2 separate regions of the Homo sapiens genome follow, and region 2 is linked to region 1. Evidence: chromatin loops called from intact Hi-C (ENCODE). Cell type or tissue: mesothelial cell of epicardium. All regions are shown on one strand. Each heading gives the region's core, and the rest is flanking DNA. Links, peaks and the distances in the headings are about the cores only.

Evidence for each region. A loop is a pair of places that touch in the nucleus more often than their neighbours do. Peaks named below come from ENCODE experiments on the same cell type or tissue, not always from the same donor. Only the 100,000 strongest peaks of a DNase experiment are listed, where the experiment ranks them.
Region 2: it touches region 1 in a loop (8-fold over the local background); 2 of 110 quality-filtered maps call a loop at or near these places.

Annotation. Positions count from the first base shown.
Region 1 is chr2:148,889,068-148,900,522 of GRCh38, forward strand. All of the region lies in intron 1 of KIF5C (kinesin family member 5C), which reads left to right. It overlaps KIF5C-AS1 (KIF5C antisense RNA 1), which reads right to left and starts at 5,947. Exons shown (of 4, transcript XR_001739733.2): 1 at 1-5,947. In mesothelial cell of epicardium, for the core only: no CTCF peak of the experiment used is centred there; no DNase peak of the experiment used is centred there.
Region 2 is chr2:148,789,568-148,801,022 of GRCh38, forward strand. No RefSeq gene overlaps it. Among named protein-coding and RNA genes, the nearest start is that of KIF5C, 80 kb to the right of the region's middle. In mesothelial cell of epicardium, for the core only: no CTCF peak of the experiment used is centred there; no DNase peak of the experiment used is centred there.

The sequences.
Region 1 (11,455 bases), core at 1,151-9,150:
AATTCTCCAGAAGCCAATTTCCTGGAACCAATGCTGTGAACATTTTAATTTGATCCTATGAAATATTATCCTATTGCTTTCCATACAGGGTCTACTGATTCCTACAACCATCAGGAATGTATGAGTGTCCCATCTGGTGGTTAATTCATTTTTTAAATAAAGGAGATGAATCACTTGAAAATATTTGGAGAGCAATGGTCTGGGATTCATGTATCTTAGAATTTTTTTCCCTGTCTTTTCCTCTGATATATTTGAATTGTAAACTAATTGTATAACTATTTAGCAAACTATTTTAACTTGGAATATTGTTGCCAGTCAGCACTCTGGGGGCCAGGCTGGTGGGAGGGGAGTCTCCTGGGCTATATAGAGGGAGGAAGGACTTGGAGGGGTTGCTGTACCCCACTCCCCAACATCCATCAATTGGTGGAGGAATTGGTTGGAGATGGTGATTTGCACTTGGGACTAACTCAGGGTTCTTCTCACATGCTCACAGATGTAATTATTTCTGCTATTGCATTGGATGAACTTCAGACCTTTGGTATCCCAATAGCAGCACCCATGGGGATCCGTTTCACTTAGATGATCCGGCACTATGTTTGACTGCTTCTGGTAGGAATCCATCCTTCTTCTGGGAGGTGTGGTGACACCACTTACAAGGCATTACTTCATGCTTTGATGGTTATGGATACTCAGGGATCCGCACGTCTTTAGTTCTGGAAGAGCTCAGCCACCAGGCACATCATCCTCTGGGCATCACTGGCAAGCCCAGGGGCTGGGACAGGAGAACCTGAGTAAGGTAAACAAAAGGAAAAGCAATATGAGGAGGAAATTACGGTGGAAAAAGAGAGGAAAGGAATGCTGTGGGCCCCCTTTCTGGGTGTGTTTGTTGTCTTACTTTAGAAGACACAGCATGTTTCCTTTTCTACAAAATTTATTTTGAGTACAAAATGCTGCTCTTTATTGCGTAGGTTTAGTCACTCAAATACAGAGGTCCTTTTTGGTGCCTTAACTATCATGTTGAGTACCATTTACTTAAGAAACTAACTGGTTTGTGAAAAATTTACCTATACTGCTGTTATACCTATTTATAAGCTATAAATAATAACTTTTAAAATGTTTAAATAGAGACACTTTTTGCATACAACTTAAAGAACACACAAGGCACAAAGAAAAAAGGAAAGATGGAATAACAGTTTCTACAGGGGAGAAAAGGTATTCAAGATGATCACTGTTCCAGCCTGGGAAAGATAGCAAGACCCTGCCTCTACAGAATATTTTTAAAAATTAGCCAGGTATGGTCGTGTGTACCTGTAGTGCCATCTGCTTGGGAGGCTGAAGCAGGAAGATCACTTGAGCCCAGGAATTGGAGGCTGCAGGTAGCTATGATTGCACCACTGCACTCCAGCCTGGGCAACAGAGCAAGACCCTGACTCTAAACAAAAAAAAGAGCAGTGATCACTTTGTGTGAAAGGACAAGGAAGCATGTGAGCCACTTTTGAGAGGCCTGAGTATAGAGGAGAGAGCAAGGTTGCTAGAAAGGAGGGGATTGGATGTGGAGGGGCTTGAAAGAGGGCTAGAGGAATTGAAATTTGATTTAGTTGAGTTGGTATTCCACTCTATCCTATAGCTGGATCAGAAATACTCCCATGAGACATTTCTCCTTAAATGTTGTGTCTTTTGACCTCAAATAACCCTTTTCAGGTTCCCATGAGGACGGGTACTGTTGAAGTTTGCATTTCACAGTTTTATGGCTGGTAGCCCAAATGAGTTTCAACTGTTACGTGTTCTTGACTTAGCATCCAAAAGGATAAATATATGAATATCTTATTTAATTAATAGTTGGAGGATGACATTGTTCTGGCTACTGGTTATCATATATATTATATATATAGATCACCAGATTTCAAGGAATTGATATATAATGAAGTATGCATAAATTAAGCCACATTTTAAAAGTAAAGTATAATAAAGTAATTTAAGGCATTTTTCTGTTGGTATAGATGTTCCCTGGAAGAATTTTGCATTGTGGGTCCCATTTGGGATATTGCATATTTCAGAGTCTCCTGAGTGTACAGTAGTAGTTTCATGTCTGTTGAACTTGCTTATCATTTTGAGGGAAGAGGTGGTAGAAAACAATCCTATAAATGGCTTAATATTGGCAAAATTCCTTTAGCACTAAATTTCCTTCCAGAAGATGTAATTTATTCAGGAAAGTGAATATGGAAAGTTGGAGAAAAGGTGCTTTTCAACGTGGATACTTAGGAGGACCATATTTAGAGAAAATCCTCCAACCTTTTTAAGGCTAAGGATTGCTTCTTCTTTTTTTTTTTATTATTATTTTTTTCCTATTCACGTCACCTCAAACCAGACACAAATCTAGGCATTAATGTGTGCACTATAAATATCAATTAGTCGAATGTCTTGATTAGCAGAACTGCAGACAATGTATGTATTACTGCTCTTCTCACAGACCTTTATGGGCCTATTTCATGCAGAGCAATTTTCTTCTTACACCAACAAAGTCATATTCTTCCTCGCTTGTGAAATATTGTAATTCTAACAGTGTAGTGACAACACTTAAATAAGTGCTTTACATATATGAAATCATTCATTTTATTTTTATTTTGTATTTATTTTTTGTTTTTTTGAGACAGAGTCTCACTCTTGTTGCCCAGGCTGGAGTGCAATGGCGTGATCTCTGCTCACTGCAACCTCCACCTCCCAGGTTCAAGCGATTTTCCTGCCTCAGCCTCCGAAGTAGCTGGGATTACAGGCATGCACCACCATGCCTGGCTAATTTTTGTATTTTTAGTAGAGGTGGGGTTTCACCATGTTGGTCAGGCTGGTCTCAAACTCCTGATCTCAGGTGATCCATCCCTCTTGGCCTCCCAAAGTGCTGGGATTATAGGCATGAGCCACTGCATCATTCATTTTAATCTTCAGTATGACCCTATGAGGTAACTGCTCTTGTCATTTTCCCTCTTGCCATTCTGCAAATGAGGAAACTTGGGCATAGAGAGGTTAAGCAAGTTGCTGAAGGTCACAGAAGAGTAAGTTGTGGATCCAGCATAGTGGGCTCCAGCATCCTTGCTTTTAACCATTTGCTATGTTGCACCTAAATTTTGGTTCATACCAGGAATTGAGAATGTTTGAGTGCACAGCATTTTCTAAACTAGAATTTCTCCGAGGCACTAGTTCTTTGAGATATTACCTGATAAAAGGATTTGATGTCAATCAAATGTGATAAGTGTTGCTCTCATTCTCTGCCTCTTGGAGGCTGCCTCTTTGAATCAGCAATCCTGCAGTAAATGGAATAAGCATACCTAGCTTTGTTGTTCCCATTAGCAACCGATTAGACTGAGACGTAAGTTTGGGAACGACTATAGGAGAAGAGAGCTGTAAACCTGGGCTATACTTAAAAGTGGAAGAATTTTTTCCATCTCTGTTGCTTGCCCTTGCATTCATCTCAAATTATGTATGAAGTCCCAATTGGCTTCTCTGTCATGCTGTGATTTCCATCTGAAAGGCTGTTTAGGACCTTCCATAGAATGCAGTGCCATTCCTCTCAGGGTGTGGTGCATTTACTTGGAAACCTCTTAGGCTACACTTATGAATGTTTAGATGTACTATTAATCCACATGGACCTGTCCACAGAGAAAGGATTATGATGCTTTTCTTGTAAAAACCTTTATTTAATCTCTATTCTTCTCTGTCTTAAAAATGGAGAGATTTATGTCTGCTTCTTAGATTTCTAAGTCCATCTGCTCATTCAGCCACACTGCTAAACTGTCTTCTAAAAAATTTTCAGTAGATTTTGAAAGATATATCATGAAGATAATTTTTTCTTCTTCAAATAATGACAGTTTTGTTTCCTTCTTTCCAGATGTAGACTTTTACTTTCTTTTTTCTTATCTTATTGCATTGGATTGGACCTGCAGGACAGTTTAAAATAAAATCAGTGATACTTAGAACCCTTGTCTCGTTCTTAATCTTAGAACAAGGTTTGCTTTACGTTTTTAGTAGATATTTATTGTCAAGATAAGAAAGTACAGTCTATACCTGGCTTGTTTTGTTTTTAATCACAAATGGATCCTGAAGACCTTGACTGGCTCTTGCTTGAATTGCAGTAGTCTTGGAATACAATTCCCTGTTTCCTTTCTACTCTTTGGTCTCTTTTGAACACTGTTGCTAAACTCTTCTTTCCAAAGTGCCACTCAGATTTATGCCAATTCTCTGCTCAAAAACATGTAAGGCTTTTCTTTTGCTCACTAAAATAAGTTTGAACTCCCCAACTTGGTTTCTGTGATTCAGCAAACCCCTCCACACTATGTTCCCTTTAGCCTTTTGCCTTGATGACTGTACTTCACTTCAGGACTCTGCCTTTCTCAAACCTAACTATCCATTGTGTCCTAAACTCAGTCTGCACGTTCACTCGTCCAAGCCTTTATTGATGAGGTTCCCTCTTCTTCGAGTGCCATTCCCATCTATCTGTGGCTGTAAATTTGTTCTCACCCTAGAAACTCACAGTGAGGTATTTCCATTTCTCTTTAGTCACTTCCTTCTTGGAATTATCCCACTTGGAGTGTGAGCTCCTCTCAGGTCAGGGTTTGCTTGATTTATTTTCATATTCTCAACACATGATTCCGAATGGGTACACATAATACATGATAAAATGAATGAATGAATGAATGAATGAATATTTCTTGTGGCACTTACATTCTCATTTTCATGATTATTTTTAGTCTCATTACCTCCCTACATCCCATTATCGCTTCCACCTGAGGACTAAAGAAGCTGCCTACATATTGCTTTTGTGCAATTCACCGTCTTTGGACCAAACTGCAAATGCAGGCATTTCTTAGGGGAGCACAATTCATTTATCTTACCTTCAAGCAACTCACTGTTTAGTAGAGGAGACAGATGGATAGAAGTGCACACACACACACCCCACCACACACACATACACACACTGGGAATACAGTACCACTGACAAGTGATTGAATAGTACTAAAGGATTATGGAGCATGAAACACCTTTAAGGGTGGGGCAAAGTGGTTTTGCAGTGGTTTCATAGTAGTTTGCAAAGTGGTTTCATTTTCCACAGAATGAAAATAGTTTTGTATTGAATATCCAAACTCCATTATCTTCTATCTAGTTATCCAGTTGGCAGTGCCAAAAGGAAAGAAATTAGAGATTCACTAAGTACAGAAAATGATTGCCTTGAAATGATTTCTCCTTCTACCAAAATATAGAAGCCACATGTACAAAACACTTTTCTCTTTTTGCAACTTGCTAGTCATAAAATTATTTTAATGTGAACTAAAAGCTGGCATCATAAAGAAAGTAAGGTCCAAGAAGTTCTAAATTGAAGACATTAGTATAAATGGACCACACTTAAAATTCTATTGATAGTCCTCAGCTCTGAAAGGGAAATGTCTGTAATTTACCTAAATTGCCTTGAAATGAAAAGAAATAAGAGACTTCCTTCCTTGGATGTCTGTTTCCTGGTGTTTTCCTTATAACCAGGCTATAACCAGTGATTGAATTATTATTACAACCCTGTAGCAATTATTTTCATTTCAAAAGAGGGCAAGTTATTTTCAGCCAAAGCTTACATTTCAAATAAGTTTAGTACAATATATATATATATATATAGGGTGGGAGGGAAGATTAAAGGAAGTATAAAAGTAATCACAAGTGTTCAGTAGTTTCTTTTTACTTTTTTTCTTTAATTTTCTTTCATTTTTATTCCAAATATTATATAAACATTTTAGGTTGATTTAAAAAAATTCAGGAAGTTAAGATTTGGAAAGTAGAAATGCTCCTTATCCCCTCTCCTCTCCCCAAGAATAAGTATGAACTGATGGGCGTTAGGTTATTCTAACACCTTACTTTTATAAATTCTATTCTAAAATACTTAATATATATAAAATAATATATATAAAACAAAAAATTATGAGATGTTCTAAAGAAATTAACACCCATGAGGCCACCTTTTGCTTAACATCACTTTACCAATATGCAACCCTCCCTTCATCTCAGCTGTTATCCCCCTCACTCTGAAGCAAGCACTCCCTGGAATTTTGCTTTTTTTGAGATGGAGTCTCTTCCCAGGCTGGAGTGCAATGGAGTAATCTCAGCTCACTTGCAACCTCCGCCTCCCGGGTTCAAGCGATTCTCATGCCTCAGCCCCCTGAGTAGCTGGGATTACAGGTGTGCACCACCACGCCCGGCTAATTTTTGTATTTTTAGTAGAAATGGGGTTTCACCATGTTGGCCAGGCTGGTCTCAAACTCCTAACCTCAAGTGATCCACCTGCCTCAGCCTCCCAAAGTCCTGGGATTACAGGTGTGAGCCACCGCACTTGGCCCTACTTTTATCATTCTCTATGGTTTTATGGCAAACATTTTTTTGGCCCTAAATGATAGATTGTTTACTTTTTTTTTTATCTTGAATCTCCAAAATATTTATAAAAATACTGTATATATTTGTCTGTGACTTACTCTTTTCTCTTAACATTTATGTTTCAAATGGTCAAAAAACATAGCTTACGTAAATTCTATTTAATATAACTAGCGTATTAGTTTGCTTGAACTGTCAAAACAAAATACTACAGACTCAGTGGCTTAAGCAACAGAAATTCATTTTCTCAGAGTTCTGGAAATTGAAAGCCCAAGATCGAGGTGCCAAGGTTGGTTTCTGGTGAGGGCTATCTTCCTGGCATGTAGATAGCCACCTTCTCACCGTGCATGTCCTCACATGCCTGCTTTTCTGTGTGACACACACACACACACACACACACACACACCCACAGAGATCTGGTGTCTCTTCCTCTTCTTATAAGGACATATGAATCCTATTGAGTCAGAGTCCCACCGTTATCACCTCATTTATCCTTAATTACCCCCCTGAAGGCCCTATCCCCAAATACAGTCACATTGGGTGTTAGGAATTTTGCTAACCTCCAATGTGGGGCTTCAACAGTTAAATTTTGGGGTGGACCCAGTTGTGTCTATAACGAGTAGCATATACTAAAGCCATTATATGCTGCAAGGGGGTTGAGAGATGTGAGAACTCAGACCCATCCTCTGAAGCCAGGAAACCCATCCTCAGCTCATGAAGGGTTTCCTGGCTTTTTCCAAATAACAAAGTTTAGATTCCCTAGAAGAGAGCTCTCAGCGAGCCCTCCTAGAGAGTGGCTTGTGTGAGCAGTGAACAACACATACGTGAGCTAAGCCTGCAAACAAAGGAGTAGAGAGGCCACGTCAGCAGCATGCCAGCTTTTCCTGGGGAGGAGTGGACATTATTGGACCTTGAAGCCTGAGTATTGGAAGATGCTTGGATATCCAGCTGCTTCTTTCACAATGGGGTGGATGGCTACATGAAAAGAATTCTACAGCAATCAGACCATTTCATGGACTGCCTCCCCTCTGGAGCATCACGATGCTGATGTGTATCCTGTTTTATTCAGTGAGAAAAGAGAATCCCAGGCGAATGTTTTGGTAAGGGATTGAGAGTGTACTGGAACAGAGAATGAAAGGGAGGTAATTCTCTTAGCATCATTATGCCTTGCTGGAACTGTCTGGGACAAAAGACAATAGAAACCTAAGAAGTTAAAAATTAGCCATTTGGAACTGAGTTTTTGGTAACTATCATCCTGTGAAAGGCTAGCCTATTCCAGAATTCTGTGATGAGAACGTTTTTAGTAGAGCAGCAGTTTTCCATTTGTTTTTGACTATGAGATCATGATCCTTCCTCTCTCTCTCTCTCTCTCTTTCTTTCTGATGGAGTCTCACTCTGTCACCCAGGCTGGAGTGCAGTGGTGTGATCTCAGGGCTCACTGCAGCCTCCAGCTCCCAGGTTCAGGCGATTCTCCTGCCTCAGCCTCCTGAATAGCTGGGATTACAGGCACTCACCACTACATCCGGCTAATTTTTGTATCTTTAGTAGAGATGGGGTTTCACGATGTTGGCCAGGCTGGTCTCAAACTCCTGACCTCAGGTGATCTGCCCGTCTTGGCCTCCCAAAGTGCTAGGATTATAGGCATGAGCCACTGCGCCCGGCCAAGATCATGATTCATTTTAACAAGAAATACAAATATATTGCAACTTAGCACACAGACACACATCTGAAATAATAGTTTTATGAAGTGACACTGTTAATATATGTGATGTCCTCTAATATTTTCTATTCTACTCTGTCTCATTTTATTTTTTAAAATGCTGCTTATGATCTACTAAGTTTAATTCATGAACCAGCACATAGTAGACTAGGGTTTCTTGAACTTTTGGGAGTTATTATAGCTTCCTTTCAAAAATTGAATTTTCCCTAGCTCATTTGAAGGGCTGAAGGACATCAAAATCTTATTTTTCAGCATTCTCTAGTCCTGCTCAGCTCAATGCTCCACCTCACAGACATTATAAAAGTATGCGATATTTATTAATGCAATAAATATTTTTGAGTCCCAGCTCTGGTCCAGACACTATGCTAGGTACCAGTGAAATAAATTTTCCAGATTAGTGGCATGTTTGTTAAGTGTGTATAGAATGCATTTAAAAATCATCCTGTGAGCCAGGTGATGTGGCTCACACCTGTAACTCCAGTACTTTGGGAGGCCAAGGCAGGTGGATCACTTGCAGTCAGGAGTTTGAGACCTGCCTGGCTGACATGGTAAAACCCTGTCTTTACTAAAAATACAAAAATTAGCTGGTTGTGGTAGTGTACACCTGTGGTCCCAGTTACTCAGGAGGCTGAGGCATGAGAATCACTTGAACCTGGAAGGCGGAGGTTATAGTGAACCGAGATCATGCCACTGTACTCCAGCCTGGCTGACAGAGTAAGACTCAGTCTCAAAAAAAAAAAAAAAAAAAAAAAAAAAAAAAAAAAAAAAATCATCCTGTGTGCTCCAGGGAGAGGTGGTGCTGGCTAGCAGAGAAAGCTCAGGGTTTGAGGGAGTGGAGAGGAGTTGAGCCCTGATTTGCACACTGTGCCTTCCTCCCATCAAAGACTGGCTCTAAGGCCTTCTGCATGTAGATCACTGTGGGAAGTCCTGTCTTTTTCCTAGCCCTCCCTTCCTGCCAAATGTCCTGTCTAGTCCACATAGGAATGGAGACCTTCAGGCACCTAGGGAGTGGAGAGTCCTAGATTGAGAGGCTCTCTCCAGTCTGAAAAAGCCAAAGTTGCCAGTTCCCTGCAGTAGAATAGGCAGGCTCATGTTGAATGTTACCACCAAACCAATCATTAAATGCAGAGGCCACAGAGCCCTGAACTGAGTATCTCATGAGACAATTCTCATTTCCTCTGTAGTAGGCAGAATAATGGCCCTGAAAGATGTCCACTTCTTAATCCCAGAACCCGAATATGTTATGTTGCATGACCAGTGGGAATTAAGGTTGCAGATGGAGTTATGGTTGTTAACCATTTGACCTTCAAATAAAGATTGTCTAGTGCAATCACAGGGATTCTTAAATGGGGAAGAAGGAAGCAGAAAAGTTGAAACCAAACTGATGGCCTCATGAGACTTGACGGGCCATTACTGCTTTAAGGATACAGAGGGGTCATGCGAGCCAAGGAATACAGGCGGCCGCTAGAAGCTGGCAAAGGCAGGAAAACGGAATCTCTCCTAGAGCCTCCAGGAAGAAAGCAGCTCTGCAGGCTTCTTGACATCAGCCCAGTGAGACTCAAGTTGGACCTCTGACATCCAGAACTGAAAGATAATAAAATTTTGTTGTCTTAAACCACTAAATTTCTGTTAATTTTTTATAGCAGCGAAAGGAAACGTCACCCTACTACATGGTATTATTTAATTTTTTTTACAAAGCAAACACAAGTTTTTACCAGAAGATATCTGTTCCTGTTAGAGAGCAGCAACGAATGTTCATGAGCTATTCTCTATGAAGAAAAACAGTAATATTTTGAAGGGTTTATGTTCACATTAATAACCAAACATCTAGCATTCAGAGAAAATTTTATATGAAATGGAGACATTATGTATATAATCTCTGCTAAAATAAGAATTGTATTAGGTGCTTGCTATATAGAATATTAATTAAATAGTATTTTTTTCAGAATTCAGATTAGCCTATATAGTTCTTTCGTCATCGAACACCTTTTAATCTTATTTTTTTAAGAGTCAGTGACAAAGCATAGAAAGCCATATCTTACTCTTTCCTTTTAATGTTATTTTTGTTTCAAGACTACTTGCTGCTTTATTGTTAAATACCATTGGCAATGTCAGCTTTTGGATTAACGAAAATGGAACAGGTGAAGTAAAGCAAATTAAAGAGATTTATTTTATTCTCTTAAATGAGAACATCTAGATGTGCTTATGCTTGGCATAAGAAAACAGCTGGGTCCAGGCGTGGTGGCTCATGCCTATAATCCCAGCACTTTGGGAGGCTGAGGAGGGTGAATCACCTAAGGTCAGGATTTCGAGACCAGCCTGGCCAACATGGCAAAACCCCATCTCTACTAAAAATACAAAAAATCAGCCGGGCGTGGTGGTGGGCGCCTGTAATCCCAGCCTCTTGGGAGGCTGAGGCAGGAGAATCGCTTGATTCCAGAAGGCAGAGGTTGCGGTGAGCCGAGGTCGCGCCACTGCTCTCCGCCTGGGCAACAAGAGCAGAACTCCATCTCAAAAAAAAAAAAAAAAAAAAAAAGAAAACAATTGGATAATTACTACTCCTCAGTTACCAACAGACTCCTTAAAAATGGTTGCAATAGATTTCCTCAGCCAAGTCATGGGTATTTCTTTCCTGAATTCCATGAGGTTGGGCTTTCCCTTCTCATATTTCTGTGTATGTCTCCTGTGTTCACAGCTGAATGTAGGGTATGCCTGGGCATTAAGGCAACAGAATGATTTCAGATCTCATGGAAAACAAGTGCTTGGCCACTTCATTCTGCCTAACTTTAAGCTCAGCTCAAACCGATGCAGAGACAATTAAGGTTGGTAGCTGCCCCAGAGTCGGGCTGCTTGGTCAGCTTTATTGAACTGTTTTTCTACTCTTCAGGTACCTTGTTTGATTGCTCTTGGAAAGCTATTTTGCTGATTTTGTGATTTTTTTTCCCCATTTGACTTCTATGCAGCTTAGTTTTCAGTATTCCCCAAAGATGTCTCTATTTTGCCAGTGCCTTCTATTTCTCAGACCTTGGAGCAGATGGTTTTCCTGATAATTTATCTCCCCCTTCATCCTTAAACACATATCATTGTGGACACTCTTTTCCAATAACCCACATTGCCTCACCATTTTCTATTTAAAGCTTACAGTCCAGTGATCTAGTCATGTAGGGAATGCCTATCTGTGATGGTTTTATGCTAAGCCCAAGAAAGGCCTCTGATTTGTTTTCAAAATCTTGGAAATCAAGTCTTAAAATGTTCCTCATTTTTTCCTTCCATGAGTGCAGACAGTCAGCTGACATAGGGGCCTCTCCCTCCCTGCCAACAGAACCCTGGGAA
Region 2 (11,455 bases), core at 2,329-10,328, 98 kb before region 1:
TTTAACATGAAAGAAGCCCTCCTCAAAGAAGTATTTATTCTATTTCTCAGTCCACTTGTTAGCAGCATCCGTAGCAGTTTAGAATTTCATTTAGAAGACAGCCACCCAACTATTACACCACGAGACTAAGTGAATTATATCCAACTGTGGCTTCTAGCCATCCACTGAGGAAACCCAAATATTCTTTTCTGCCTGCCGGACCTAGTGAGTAAGTGCTAAAGCTCTCAACACAAAGCAATGGGAGCGAGGTCTGGTCCAGGTCTTGGCTGATTTAGCACTTTCCAGACCTGTTTCCCCATCTATAAGATGAGCAAGTTCTTGAAACTCCATAAAAGAGGCCACACTGAGAAGCTTCGTGGAGGTGTGCATGTGGCTCGTGTGTCATTGGTTGCTTATTAAGGAAGTAAATTATGTGAGCTGTAAGGTTGAGCATACAGTTTAGAGCTTAAATATATATATACACACACACATACATACACTTCTGGGATACATATGCAGAACATGCTGGTTTGTTACATAGGTATACACATGCCATGGTGGTTTGCTGCACCCATTAACCAGTCATCTACATTAGGTATTTCTCCTAATGCTATCCCTCCCCTGCCCCCACCCTTCCCCAACAGGCCCCGGTGTGTGATGTTCCCCTCCCTGTGTCCGTGTGTTCTCATTAATCAACTCTCACTTATGAGTGAGAACATGAGGTGTTTGATTTTCTGTTCCTGTGTTAGTTTGGTGAGGATGATGGTTTCCAGCTTCATCCATGTCCCTGCGAAGGACATGAACTCATCCCTTTTTATGACTGCATAGTATTCCGTGGTGTATATGTGGCACATTTTCTTTATCCAGTCTATCATTGATGGGCATTTGGGTTGATTCCAAGTCTTTGCTATTGTGAATAGTGCTGCAATAAACATACAAGTGTTTATAGTAAATGATTTATAATCATTTGGGTATATATCCAGTAATGCGATTGCTGGGTCAAGTGGTATTTCCAGTTCTAGATCCTTGAGGTATCACCACACTGTCTTCCACAATGGTTGAACTAATTTACACTCCCACCAACAGTGTAAAAGTATTGCTATTTCTCCACATCCTCTCCAGCATCTGTTGTTTCCTAACTTTTTAATGATAGCCATTCTAACTGGCATGAGATGGTATCTCATTGTGGTTTTCATTTGCATTTCTCTAATGACTAGTGATGATGAGCTTTTTTTCATATGTTTGTTGGCCGCATAAATGTCTTTTTTGAGAGGTATCTGTTCATATCCTTTGCCCACTTTTTGATGGGGTTTTTTGTTGTTGTTGTAAATTTGTTTAGGTTCCTTGTAGATTCTGGATATTAGCCCTTTGTCAGATAGATAGATTGCAAAAGTTTTCTCCCATTCTATAGGTTGCCTGTTCACTCTGATGATGGTTTCTTTTGCTGTGCAGAAGCTCTTTAGTTTAATTAGATCCTATTTGTCAATTTTGACTTTTGTTGCCATTGCTTTTGGTGTTTTAGTCACGAAGTCTTTGCCCATGCCTGTGTCCTGAAAGGTATTGCCTAGGTTTTCTTCTAGGGTTTTTATGGTTTTAGGTTTCAGTCTTTAATCCACCTTGAGTTAATTTTTATATAAGGTGTAAGGAAGGGATCCAGTTTCAGTTTTCTGCAAATGGCTAGCCAGTTTTCCCAACACCATTTATTAAATAGGGAATCCTTTCCCCATTGCTTGTTTTTGTCAGGTTTGTCAAAGTTCAGATAGTTGTAGATGTGTGGCATTATTTCTGAGGCCTCTGTTCTGTTCTATTGGTTTATATATCTGTTTTGGTACCAATACCATGCTATTTTGGTTACTGTAGCCTTGTAGTGTAGTTCGAAGTCAGTTAGCATGATGCCTCCAGCTTTGTTCTTTTTGCTTAGGATTGTCTTGGCTGTATGGGCTCTTTTTTGGTTCCATATGAAATTTAAAGTAGTTTTTTCTAATTCTGTGAAGAAAGTCAGTGGTAGCTTGATGGGGATAGCATTGAATCTATAAATTACTTTGTGCAGTATGGCCATTTTCACAATATTGATTCTTCCTATCCATGAGTATGGAATGTTTTTCCATTTGTTTATGTCCTCTTTTATTTCCTTGAGCAACACCCCTCCATGCTAAAAACTCTCAACAAACTAGATATTGATGGAATGTATCTCAAAATAATAAGAGCTATTTATGACAAACCCACAGCCAGTATCATTCTGAATGAGCAAAAGCTGGAAGCATTCCCTTTGAAAACCAGCACAAGACGAAGATGCCCTCACACCACTCCTATTCAACATAGTATTGGAAGTTCTGGCCAGGGCAATCAGGCAACAGAAAGAAATAAAGAGTATTCAAATAGGAAGGGAGGAAGTCAAATTGTCTCTGTTTGCAGTTGACATGATTGTATATTTAGAAAACCCCATCATCTCAGCCCAAAATCTCCTTAAGCTGATAAGGAACTTCAGCAAAGTCTCAGGATACAAAATCAATGTGCAAAAATCACAAGCATTCCCATACACCAATAACAGAGAGCCAAATAATGAGTGAACTCCCATTCACAATTGCTACAAAGAGAATAAAATACCTAGGAATCCAACTTACAAGGGATGTGAAGGACCTCTTCAAGGAGAACTACAGAGCTCTTTTTTTAAGTCATTAATGTCATCAAGTCTGACTATGAATAATTAGATCATGTAATGTAGCTGATCTTGTGCAGAACTAACCAACTTCAATAACTACAAGTCTCAAAAGAATTGTGTATTTTTTAGAGGGAGGACAGTGGAGAGAACAATTAGGATAGAATGTGGATATTCTATCATGGAAATTTGTTAAGCTGGGTTTTAATCCCTGCTCTGCCATTTAATTGGCTGGTGATTTTCTGGTCTTCATATCTCTGAGCTTGTATCATGCAATGAATGAATGGAATTGGATAACCTCAAACATCTGTGCCAGCTCCGATGTTATAGGAATCTAATCTCCTCACCCCCACCTCCCTAGGTGGCTATCTTGCTTTCAGAAAAATCTGCCTTTGTCAGTATCCATGGATTTAACAGCACCATTCAAAAGTATCAGTAACAAATCAGACCCTATGCACCCTCCTACTACTACGTTTCCTCTTCCTGTTGTCCAAAGGGGAAACTGCTTATTTCAAACATAAGGGCTTTGTTGCTGTTACTTACTGAGTGCATTGTATCCAACTGTGGTTGAAATTTTAGCATAGGGAAGACGAACACTAAGCCACATACTTCTTTAGCAGTAATTTTAGGTTTGAAGTTTATGTCGTATCAAAATTAAAGTGTCCTGTGTGTACTTAAAGATGCTGTGTTTTCCTCATGAAATCTCCCTTACAGTATTATTGCATATTTGAACAAAACCGTTGTTACACTAGCTGACTCAGTAACATTGCAGAACAAGATGGTAACATATTTCTGAACAGTGATTCTCAGTGAACACCTGTTATCCTCAGGAGAGCCTAGGATTCTGCAGTTACTTTTCAGTGCTAAAACAAGAGATTGACTACAGTCACAAAAGGAAAAGTATTTCACCTTCAGTATACAAATTTGATTGGTGAACAGCATATTCAAAAGCAATGACATTTTCCTTTTACCAATGTTGAACATGGTTAACAATTATTGTTTAGAAGAACACTGTGTTCTTCCTCTGTTTTAGTTCCAGGGTGAGCAGGGGTCATGGACACACACAGCTCCTATCTTACGAATATCTATCTTGTGTGCTCTTCTCACTACCATAAGGAGATTTTGGTCAGTGATCAAGTGAACCCAGATTAGGGATCGCTAAGATGTAAGAATTCTGCTTTTGGCCTAGGACATCTATGTTAGTTATCTGCTGAGTAAAAACGATTACAAATTTAAAACAATAGCACATTATTATGTGGGTTTGGAATCTAGCACAAGGCTGAAACCAAAGTGGTGCCAGGGCTACATTCTCATCCCGTGGGCCAAGTAGAGAAGGATCCAAATCCAAGCTCCTCAGATTGTGACAGAATTCTTTCTCTGTGGCTGTAGAATTCGTAACGGTTTAAGGCCAACAATGGAGAGTTTCCACTGCTTGGAGTCTCTTACTTCAGGGAAGATCTTGGCTCTTGGAAAGGGCTCGCCTGATTAGATCAGGCCCATGCAATGGGAGCACGGTCTTTGATTAGTTCAGTCAACTTATTAGGGACTTCAGTTATATCTGGAAAGGGCTTGCCTGGTTAGATCAGGCCCACACAACACAGTGTTTGATTAGTTCAGTCAACTTATTAGGGACTTCACTTATCTCTGCAAAATCTCTTCACTTTTTCCGTATTTTATTAGTTAGAAGCAGGTCATTGGCCTTCCCCACACTCAAGGGGAGGGAATTACACAAAGGGCATAGACACTAAGAGACAGGAATTATAAGGCCACCCAAGGGTGTGTCTGCCACAACATCTACATGATTGTATTAACCATCCCACCACCGCACACTCCAGTCTTCTCCTATCTCAGGACCTGCCTCAATAAATTAACTCATACATTTATAAAGAAACAATTTAAGGTCCTCTTTAAATTGTTATTTTGTAAATCATAAATGCCACAGTCCTGGATATTGGGCAGGAGGTCAGGTCGTCAAGACCAGAGATAAGACTGGCATCAGTAACACCAAAGGCTTTGCAGAAATTGGAATGGATGAGATCAGCTAGAAAAGAACAGACTGGGGAAAAGGAAGTGTGACCAGCAGAACCTCAGCATCTATGTGGCCAGGACGGGGGTGGGGGCAGAGGAAGAGACGGAGTAGCAATAGGGAGGAGGATCTGGTCATCCAGGGCATTCTAATTTCCTTCAGAATCGCCATGCAGAGGTGGAGGACAAGTGGTGGAGGTCAGAGGTTGCTAAGGAAATAGAAGTGATGAGAGTTTAGCGGTGACAAAGTAAAAAGTAAAGTATCGAGGACAGATACTTAGGTTAGAAAGCTTGAGTACAAGTCCCGTCTGATGCTTCTGGCTGTCAGAACCACCTGGGTAAGCTTTTATTTTTTTATTTGATTTGTTCTTTATTAACAACCTCTGAAAGAAATAGGCAAACTTTGAAAAATACAGATGTGTGGATCTCACTCATCCCAGGCTGAATGAATCAGGAACTCCAAAAGTGAGTCGGGATGCTGGTATTTTGTGTTTGTTTTAGTTTGTTTGATTATGTGGTTGGTTGTTGGGTTTTGGTTCATAAACTTACCAGATGATGATTACAGCTAAGGTTGGGAATGACAAGTTGTGACTGGACAAGTAACTTCACTGTAAACCTCAGAATTTATTTCCTCAACTGTCAAATAAGGGCGATTAAGTTATTTCCCAGTTTCATTCACTCCAAAAAAAAACAAGAACAACAAAGAATGCCTCTCACTGAGCAAGCTCCACTGCCACTAGAAATTTGTGCTATGAACAATTCCCTATAACAAATGCCTTCCTTTCCTGCCCTTTTAAGATTATGAGACCATATGCTTTAAACAAGTAATTCTAGCCTGGGCAACATGGTGTGACTTCATCTTTACAAAAAATTTAAAAATTGGACAGGTATGGTGGCGCACACATCAGTAGTCCCAGCTACTTGGGAGGCCGAGATGGGAGAATTGCCTGAACCTGGGAGGTCAAGGCTGCAGTGAGCTATGATCACATCACTGTACTCCAGCCTGGGTGATGGAGCGAGATCCTGTCTCAAAAATAATAATTCTTTCTTGGCAGTTCATTATAGATTAAAGGTAGAGTTAGTTAAATTTTCTATAGGAATTCTTAAATATCCCCCACACTTTCCCATCTCAAGCCATCTAAGTTCCCAAATCACCCCCAGAACATCATGCTCAGAGAATTGTTCCTCCCTGGTGGTCTAATCACTTTTCAAGTGCTCATTCATTCCCAGTGCTAGAGGTTTCCAGGCTCTCCAGACCATGGTTGTCAGTTACCCTTTCCAATCATATGACTGTAGTATTTGACTACAGGGGCAAAGTAGCCGTCCTGAAGCTGTGTTCGGAGAATTTTGCTTGCCTAACATATACGTGGCTTGTTGGAGCTTCTCAGGGTTTTTTCCTAGGATTCTGTGCCTCTCTGTACCATCTTTATCCTGGTGACATCAAAGTGTTATTTTTAGCCCAGAATTCTGTTCTGAATTCCATTCTCCTATATCCAATGCTTTGTTGACACCCCCACTTGGAAGTTTCACAGACATACCCAAACTTACCATGTGCAAAATGGAACAGTTTTTTTCCTGCTTTCTCCCTAACCTGTTTCTACCACCTCTGCATCCTACCCCTGCTCACTCCAGTCCTTCCCATCTCAGGATATGGCACCACCACCCCAACCCGATTACAAACCATCAACACATCATTTGATATGCACTGCAAAATATATATTGAATCCGTCCATTCTTCTCCTTGTTCAGACTACCACCACCTTCTCCAGACCACTGCCCATCTCTTGCACTGCAGCAAGCTCATGACACTTCTCCCTACCCCCATTCTTATCTATTTCTAATCAAGTCATATGGTAGCCAATATGGATCCTTTAACAATCAGATTTGATCAATTCCCTCCTAAAACCTCTCCCTTCCATTGCTTCCCATTGCACTTAACATCCAAATTCCTACCCTGGCTGTAAGACCTTTCATGGTCTTGGCCTGCCTTTCCCTCCAAATTCATCCATATTACTTCATCTCATCCACCACACTCGAGTCCCACTGGTATATCTGGTCCTTGACTTTAACAAACTATTTCCTGCCTCACTGCCTTTGTATGTGGACATCCCTTTTGCCAAGAACACTTCTCTGTGTCATCTTATCTTTTAGGGCTTAACCCTGTTCAGAGAGTTGCTCTCTGGTCCTCCTGTCTAAAGTTGCTCTCCGGTCATCCTCTGAATGAATGGGACAGTGACTTTCTGTCTTAGCCCCTTACCTGTGGGTGCCATGAAGGAAATCATTGTATTGATATGATTTCTTTGTTTACTTGTCCCTTCATCTGTCTCGTGAGCCTCATCATGGCAAGGATGTGTTCTCTGTTTTATCTTCTGCCCTTGGCACAGAGTCTAGCACATGGTAGGTGTTCAAACATTGGTTGAATAAATAAGTGAAGAAATAACAATTAGTGCAATTAAGCAGAGTCGAGAGATTTCCTTTTTATTTTTTATTCTTTTTATTGTTATTTTAAACCAAAACATAATGATTGTTAAACATAGTTTAAGTTCTCTTGAACTTATTAGCCAAACAGGTTTGAAATCTAAAACAGGTTATGTTTCCAATGCTGACCTCTCCCTTCAGAAGCTGCTTTTCCTGTGAAGCTTCCTTGTGAGGTTGCTGTCATCTGCAGCTTCCATCAAGAGTCTAACAGATGGTTGTGGGTGGAGAGTGGCAGAAAATAGGCTTTGTTTTAAGAGTCCCAAGAGCTATTTTTCTGCTTATATTTATACAGAATTAGCAGTTGTACGCAAGTGTAGGAAAATCTGGGAGCAGGTTGGGTAGCCGCTGGTTTTGTCATTGTGTTTGTAAGCTAGAAAAATGTTCTCATTAATGATTTCTGTGAGATTCATATCTGGGGTCTGTGGATAACCAGTGTTTCTTCTCCTTCCCAAAGCATTGTCCTTTCAGGGTGTATTTTTGTCAAGGATCAGATTTCAACACACTTATCAGGAATTTAGGGAATTATCAAAGCTTTCCATTTAAACTATTTTGGAGAGAGGATGCTTGCTCACACCAAAAGCCACATCAGATGTTTGTCAAAAAAAAATGCAAATGCTGTGTGTACTCAGCTGTTGATGTCTGACACCAGTTCTCTTCTAGATGTGGCTTGACTTGGGGTTAATTTTTTCATCTGCAAACTCTTCTGTCTTGGCTGATTTGAAGGGTGCTATTCTCCCCAACCCCTGTCACTGGAGGTGAAATTTGTTTCCGTGTTTATGAATGAGGAACAACCCTTTTCTCAAAGGCTTTTGCCTTTCCCCATTCTTTCTTGGGGAATAGATTGCACAGAATTTTTATAACTGAAAAACAGCCCTACCGATGATCTAGTCCATCTCTCACCTAGGACCCAGAGAGAGGAAGGAGCTTGTCCAAATCACAGAGCAAGATGGTGCCAGATCTGGGATTGCTCCTAGAAGGATGCCAGTTGCCATGTGCTTTCCTCCACATAACCTTCCTCCAACAAATGGACCTTTAAGTGGTTTTAGCTCTTAGTCATGGTTCTAATTTTGAAAGTGTCAGCAATGTTACAAACATTTAGATGGTTTATTTTATACATTGTATAGGTTAGGGACCCTTCTTAAGTACTACATGCCTTGAAATTAGTATTTTAAATGTTAATTTGCATTTAGGGTAATATTTATTACATCTAAGAAGTACATAAAACTACACAACTTTTTAAAAATTGAAAGCCATCTGTTTAGAAATTTTTCATATATTCTCACTAATTCAGCCTAATTTCATTGGATTAAAGACACCTATTTGCATGTATTTAAATTAGATCTATCTTTCAAACTAGTAATTTCACTAGAAAGTGGTAAATTACTGGAATAGTGACCCTCAAGAAATCCATAAAGAAGACTGGATGAAAATCTGGACCAGTTGCTTTCTTTTGTTCGTTGTATTTATTACTTTTTCAGAATAATTTGTTTATCATTTTACTCAGTAACTATTGAGTATCCATTGTGTTTAAGACATCCTTGAGCACTGGCAAGGATGTAGAAATTTAAGATGCATGGCCCCCTGGGAAAAAAATACACAAGTACTAGTGGGGAGGACGGGAACAGAAATCAGCTGACCAAGGTGTGGGTCTCAACTCCTGCTTCTACCAGGTGTGATGTTTGCATCCTTCTAATGTGGCTCCCAAACTCCAGGCCTTCACATTACTCATCAAACAAAAGCTCAACTCCCCACTTTGGCCTACACCACCCTTCCTGACTTCTTCCCTGCCCACCTCTTAGATCTGATTGATTTCTGCTCCTCTAGTGGCCTCCTGGTCAATCTGGTACCATCAGGCTTGTTCCTACCACAGACCCTTTGCATGCTGCCCCTCTGTCTGGAATGTTCTTTGTTCACTTCTTCACATGACTGCAGCTCCTTCTTATACAGTTCCCAGCTAAAATGCCTCTTTAGAAGGCCTTCCCCAGCCAGTTAAACTCCCTATCACTTCACCCTGCCTTATCGTCTTCATCGGGTGTCTGAAATGCTCTTCTGTATTGGTCCTTTTATTTCCCTGTTGCCTGTTTCTTCTCCCTCTAGACTGCCAGTCTCATTAGAGCTGGGACCGTGCCTATCTTAATCCTGGTTCTGTCCTCATCACCTCACGCAGCAGCGTGGCATGTAGTAGGTGCTCCATAGATAGTTCCTGGATAAATAAGTGAATGAATGGTGCTAGGCTGATTACATCCAGATTTCTTGAGAAGCTAAAAAAACACCCCAAATACCCAGGCATCTGGGATATACCCTCAGAGATTCTGATTCATTATAGAATAAGTCCTAGAAATCTGGTTTTAAATCCCCCTACATGTATTCAGGTTTGGGAACTAATATATTAACACCAAGTGGCCCATCTCCCATCTCCCAAAGTAGCCCATTCCTGTTCTGACTGCTTGAGTAAAAAGATCTTCCTGATGCAGAGCTAAAACCTTCACTGAATTCTCACCATTGATCCAAGCTCTACCCTTCAGTTCCACATGGAATATGTCTTATTAATTCATTCATTCATTTAATAAATAAATGTCGATTGAATGCCTATTTCACATACCAGGCAATGTTGTTTAGGCACAAGGATTCAGCAACTAAAACACTGCATTACAGCTGGGGGTGGTGGCTCATGCCTGTAATCCCAGCACTTTGGGAGGTAGAGGTGGGCAGATCGCTTGACGTCAGGAGTTCGAGACTGGCCTGGCCAACACAGCAAAACCCCATCTCTACTAAAAATACAAAAATTAGCAGGCATGGCGGCACACACCTGTAATCCCAGCCACATGGGAGGCTGAGGCACAAGAATCACTTGAACTCAGGAGGCGGAGTTTGCAGTGAGCCGGGATAATGTCACTGCACTCCAGCCTGGGCGACAGAGTGAGACTCTGTCTTTTTTTTTTTTTTTTTTTGAGATGGAGTCTCGCTCTGTTGCCCAGGCTGGAGTGCAATGGCATGATCTCGGCTCCCTGCAACCTCTGCCTCTCAGGTTCAAGCGATTCTCCTGCCTCAGACTCCCGAGTAGCTGGGACTACAGGCGCCCATCACCACGTCCGGCTAATTTTTGTATTTTCAGTAGAGATGGGGTTTCACCATATTGGCCAGGCTGGTCTTGAACTCTTGACCTTGTGATCCACCCTTCTCGGCCTCCCAAAGTGCTGGGATTACAGGAGTGAGCCACCACACCTGGATGAGACTCTGCCTTAAAAAAACAAACCAAACCAAAACAAAACAAAACAAAACAAGCACTGCACTAAGTCTGCCACCACTGTCCCCATTCACCTTTATAGGTGTCCATATTTCCATATTTATTAGTTTCTGGTTTGTCCTTCCAGTGGTTCTCAATGCAAATACAAGCTAAAAAATGCATACATTACACATACATTCTAATTTTCCTACTTTCTTACACAAAGTGGAGCAATGACATACATTATTTTGTGCCTTTTTTCACTTAAAAATATCCTGGAAATCTTTATCAGTGAAATGAGAATTTTTCATTTTTTAAAAACAGCCACATGGAATTTTATTGTGGGGATATACTACTGATTATTTCCACATTGCTGGACATTTGGGTTGTTTCCAATACCTTGTGTCTATAAGTAGTGCTGTAATGCAGGCGATGGCAAATGTTTGCTGTAAATGGCCAGATAGATAGTAAATATTTTAGACTTCTTGAGCCAACAGGTACAATTAAGGATATTACGCTGATGCTTATGTAACAAAAAAGAAAAATATTTCACCAAATTTTTATTGGTGAAATTCTAAATTCATATATAAATGCTGAGATTTAAATTTTATATATTTTTCATGTGAGAAAGTGTTTATTTGGATTTTATCCAACTATTTATTTATTTATTTATTTATTTATTTATTTATTTATTTATTTTTGAGACAGAGTTTCGCTCTTGTTGCCCAAGCTAAATGGTGCGATCTCAGCTCACTGCAACCTCTGCCTCCTGGGTTCAAGCAATTCTCCTGCCTCAGCCTCCCGAGTAGCTGGGATTGTAGGCATGCGCCACCATGCCCAGCTAATTTTTTGTATTTTTAATAGAAACAGGGTTTCACCATGTTAGCCAGGCTGGTCTCAAACTCCTGACTTCAGGTGATCTGCCCACCTCGGCCTCCCAAAGTGCTGGGATTACAGGCGTGAGCCACCGTGTCCGGCCTATCCAACCATTTAAAATGTTAATATCATTCTTAGCTTACAGCCTGTATGAAAACAAACTGCAGGCTAGATGTAGCCAGCAGGCCATTGTTTGCCTACGCCAGCTTAAT